Linked DNA regions of Mus musculus: region 1 is linked to region 2. Evidence: chromatin loops called from intact Hi-C (ENCODE). Cell type or tissue: heart. All regions are shown on one strand.

The links. Hi-C counts contacts between places; a loop is a spot of excess contacts. Peaks named below come from ENCODE experiments on the same cell type or tissue, not always from the same donor. Only the 100,000 strongest peaks of a DNase experiment are listed, where the experiment ranks them.
Region 1: it touches region 2 in a loop (2.5-fold over the local background); 12 of 42 quality-filtered maps call a loop at or near these places.

The regions. Positions count from the first base shown.
Region 1 is chr12:69,240,863-69,243,362 of GRCm38, reverse strand. It overlaps Klhdc1 (kelch domain containing 1), which reads right to left and starts at 1,531. Exons shown (of 13, transcript NM_178253.5): 1 at 1,350-1,531. The coding sequence starts at 1,445. In heart, no CTCF peak of the experiment used is centred here; a DNase peak (open chromatin) is centred at 1,492; H3K4me3 peaks cover 1,768 bases; H3K27ac peaks cover 1,353 bases.
Region 2 is chr12:69,295,182-69,297,681 of GRCm38, reverse strand. Klhdc2 (kelch domain containing 2) reads right to left here and starts at 1,001. Exons shown (of 13, transcript NM_027117.3): 1 at 535-1,001. The coding sequence starts at 687. In heart, a CTCF peak has its summit at 1,086; a DNase peak (open chromatin) is centred at 991; H3K4me3 peaks cover 1,799 bases; H3K27ac peaks cover 2,072 bases.

The sequences.
Region 1 (2,500 bases), 54 kb after region 2:
CACGAGTAACTGGAAACCAGAGGATGAGACGCTCAGGGCCAGCCTATGGTACTTGAGATCTGTGGGTTTGTCTGGTTGGTTGGTTGGGTTTTGTTTCTGGATGGGAGAGCTAGCTGTAGCTCATGCTCCTGTTTGTTTCAACACCTGAGAGGCACAAACAGGATGCTTATCCTGAATCCGAGCCTGACCTGGGCTACACATGAAATTCCAGGCCAGGCAGTGTGAGCTGCAGTCTGAGATCCTGTCTCAAATAATTAACAAAGCAAAATAAAGCTCCAGAATGCAGCCCCCAGTGTCACATGACCACTGAAGGGTCAATGCCTTTCTTTATAAAATGAAGATGTGGGGCACGAGAGATGGCTCTGTAGTTAAAAGCACTGGTTGCTCTTGCAGAGGACCTGGGTTAGATTCCCAGCACAATCTGTAATGCCAGCTCCTAACACCCTCTTCTGACCTCCATGGATACAGGATGCATATATATATACACACACATACATATATACATACACACACATGTATATATGCAAAACATTCATGTACATAAAATAAATTTTAAAAATTAACATTACAGATTAGACCCTAGTCGATAATCCCATATGATTAGGACATACCAGATATAGTTGGCACACAAAAAACCAATTTTTCTTTTTTTCTTTTTTACTTATACTGCACTAAATTAGGAATAAGCACACAAAACAACAAAACCCACTCGGACCTGATAATTCTTAACACACACAGTATGCACTTTATTTCGTTGTGTTACAGGTCTGTCATTTAAGGGCACTGAGGAGGTCAGAAGATGTTATCTTCTATTTGCAGAAGAGATTCCGTAGGGCTTATTTTCTAATCTGTAAACAAACGGGGTGGGCAGGTACACCTGAATTATTTTTCCAACTCGATAATCCTTGTTATCATCCTACGATCATAGAAACAAAACAAACACACATTCCAACCGCCATGGCAATACGAATTTTCAGCCACAAAACTCTGTGGTGGAGTGTTGCGAATACGAATCTATTTTGAGACTCCAGAGGTACTTAATTAGCAAAGAAATGCCACTAAAAATAGCTGATAAATTTAACTGCTTGGTGACTTCCGTATTTTGAGTAGCACGGTGGCAATGATACCAAACAACGCGGCACGACGTTCTGGGGTCCTCTCCAGTCCTGAGCCACGGAGGCTGGAGGGGTCACGCACCCCGAAACCCCGTTTTGTGGCTTTGGGAGCGGGAGCGATGTGGGCAGCACGGCAGGCGGCTCGCCTGGGAGCCTGTGGGAGTGCTGCGTCGCCGGCCGTCATCCCCCTGCCTCCGCTCCCGCGCCGCCCCAGCGCCCGCCCCTTCCCCTTACCACGTAGCCCCCCCACACGTAGAGGAAGTGTCCGTCCACCACTGCGCAGTGGCCGCTGCGCTCCTCGGCCACGCAGAACGCCTGCGGGTCCGCCATCCGCCCTCCGGGGCCCAGCCAGCTCGGCGCCCGCTCGCACGCGCGAACGGAACGCGAGGAGGGTCCAGATTGGCGGAGGCGGAACCGAGGAACCTGCGCGTCTGCGCGGCCACCGCCCCGGACCGGGGCCTGGCCGCTCCCGGGAGCACCGGGCGCTGCGAAGACACTGCAAACCTCTCCCTGAAGCCTCTCTGCAGCCACTGTCTGGGCTTCTTAGGGCTCTATTAATCAAGAATGGTTTCTCATGAACTTACTTTATGTATGTGAGTGTTCTGCTTGTATGTATGTATGTATGTATGTATGTATGTATGTATGTATGTATGGTGTACATCCTGGACCTGGAATTATGGGCAATTGTGAAATGTGGCTGCTGGGAATCAAACCTGGGTCCACTGCAAGAACAAATGCTCTTAACCTCTGAGCCATCTCTCCAGCTCCATGGTGTTCATTTGGAAAGTGAGCTTTCTTTTTCTTCTTCTTCTCACAACTGTACAAAGTATTGGGTTTATGAACCCCAACTGGGCCAGCTTATTGACCTGAGCATCCTCCTGGCTGTGTGTGTGTGAGAGAGATCATTTTTTAACACGAGCAGTGCTCCAATGCCAGTTCTGCTTCAGCCTCGGTAATACATGGTTTCAAGACGCATATGAGGTTTTTTTGCTTTTGTAGGGCCTGGGTGTCCCTGGTTTTCTTCACGTGTACTTCCGTGCTAATCGCTGTAGAAGGTGTTGGTACCTGAGGCACTGAGTGTTCTATTATTTCTTCGTGGTGATATTATGTGGGAACACAGGCACAATTCCCCTTTTCTAAACACGAAAGGAAACATTATTGTCTTGCATCTTTCATTTCCCACTTGTATACATTTTCTCTGGGGAGAGGAGCGAACCTCAAGTCTTCCTTGAAGAACCAATGATTTTAATTACAGTTACATGAGCATAGCTATTCCACTGAATAAAATGTCTCTGCCTAGCAACTGTTAACTGCCTACAAAAGCTGGGGGTGGGAGCTTGAAACACCCCCCCCCCTTCCTTGCAACTGTTAACTGCCTTTAAAAC
Region 2 (2,500 bases):
GATTCACTGGCTATTTTTTCCTTTAAAATCCGCAGTAAGGCCTACTGAGGAGCAATCCTTTCTCAGCTGAGACCAGTTAAGAAAAATGGCCCTGCGTTCAAACAATAGATAGGTGGGGGCATCTGCACAGGTGTTGATGACACCGTTACACCTTCGGGGAGGTTGAGCAAGCGATTCCTGTGGCCTTGGTTCACACAGTGACAATATTGTTGAATATAGTGTCTGTCGGCTAAATGGCCCCAGCTCCGGGCGACCGGGCCCAAAGGTATATGAGTGATTCTCACACACCCTCGCCCCCACCCTTTTCCGTACCTCGGGCCACAGTCACCCGCTACGCGACCCACAATAACAGAACCTCGCTCCGCTCACTCCAAAGACAATGCGTAGGGGGTGCGTGGGATAGGCTGACTCATAAGTTCAAGAGAGCGGTGACAATAGCCCAGGATCCCCGAATCCACCAGGGCAGGGCGGGAAGATGCTCTCCTGAATGAGCAAGAGCCGCGGCGGCGATCGTGCCCACTCCGCCCTACTGACCTTGTAGCCGCCCCAGACGAACATGTGGCGCCCATCGCTGACAGCGACGTGGCCGCTGCGTTCAGCCGGGCAGGCCAGCTCCATGGCCTCGTAGTTCTCGAAGGCCGGGCCCGGCAGATCCTCCGCTCGAGCATCCTCGTTGCCATCAGCCATCTTGAGGCTGCACCGCTGGCCACCGAGACCGCTCCGGCCCCGCAGACGGGAGACAAAGGAAAGCGGAGCGGTGGACCGCGGCGCGCAGCCAGCGCTGACGACCCGCCTGTCCTGCGCTACGCCTCCGCCTCCGGGACGAGCGCTGGGGCGCGCGCCGACAGCGGCTGCGGGTCTCGCGGGGACCGCGCCGCGGCCGGGTCCTGGCTCAGAGCGGGAGAGCGGCCGACGGGGCTCGCACTCGCAGCCCGCCCCGCCTCCGGCCGCCGGGGCCTTGTTTATGCCGCCGCCGGAAGTCGTCCGCAGCGGACACTGTCCCCACGCTCCGGAAGCGCTCTCGCCCCCTGCGCTGCTGAGCCTCCCGTCGTCCGGTCCCACCGCAGTGCTGTCCTACTGCTGTGTAGTCCTCCCAGTCGGGCCCTTGGGCATCTGAGTCCTCCCAACATCCGTCCTCCCGCCTCAGGGTGCTCTGGCCTGGATAGTTCCTAAACCATAACAACCCACCCTTGGGGAAAGAATGCGAATCCCAGACTCACAATCTGGGCTTCTAAGAGGCCAAATGAAAATTACGAATTATTTAAACCCAATTCCTCGCCCATAAAATAAGGCTGGTCTGGAAAACACTTCAGGCTCCTCATTTAAATGGTGGCTCTCCGTGCTGCTCATCTTGTCTTTTTTTTTTTTCTTTCTCCCTCTCTTCGTTTTGGGACTGCTAAATATATACTGAGCAAAATACACACTTAACAAAAACGACCAAAAAAAGCTTTTCTCTTTGAAACTCTCACCAGTTGCTGGAGATGTACTTGCTGAAACACAAGAGTTAAGGGTCTGGGGTTTGAGATTAAAGCGCTGGGATAAAAGGTGTGCTCCACCAGGCAGATTCTGTTTCTTGACCAGATTCATCCAGGTCTCCCTGGGGCAATTTTGCCATGCAAGAGATGTCCAGTGCCCTTGGTGCTGTGCTGAGGGGGGCCTTCCTCACTGCCATTGCAAGAGACAGTCAGAGAGAGAAATGGCCTTCCTGCTGCTGCCCAGGGTGTATACTGTCAAAAAGAGATTGGCAGCGTTTCCACCAGCCACTTCGTGCTGGATGACACTGGAGAAGAAAATCTAGCATCAGTTTCATGTTTGGCGGGTAGAAGACATCTCTCACTGTTGGCCACAACCTCTCACACTGCAAATCTGCTGTAATGTGAATGACCAATTTGCACTAAGCTGAGGTTTGTGGTGAGCAACTGATCGTCCAACAGTGGAAATCACCTTGCCCTAGGGGTCAGGAGCATGCAAGTGGATATTCCTCCACAGATCAGCCTTATTCCAGATGAGCTGCACTTGGACACATTTTACTGCCTCGTGATTATTGTTTGCAAGAAAAATTTGATGGTGTTGTGGGGATAGCCACTAGAGAGGACAGCTCAGACATGAACTTAAGGCAATAGAAAGTCTTTATTAGTTTGGGATCCCAGTGTAGCAACGAGCCTTTCTCAGAGTGAGCTTTTAAGCACAAAACCCATGTTCTGGACGGATACACTTCAGTTAACAAGAACAGTTAGCATCCCAGAGAATCTTGCCACAGAAGCCAGATGAAGGTAATCTACACCACAGAGCCACTGCTGTCCCTTGTCCTCAAGAGACTAGACTTCTGTCACTCCATGAGACTATCAATAGTTACAAATAGTCCTGGGCCATTGTAGAAGGATTTTTATCCAGCAACATGGCTACTCTGATTGGAATACAGACACACCCTTAGCACACACTTTAATCTCAAATGATGAAGGTAAAGTTAGTTTGTAGAAGGAAGCACCCATGTTTGAAA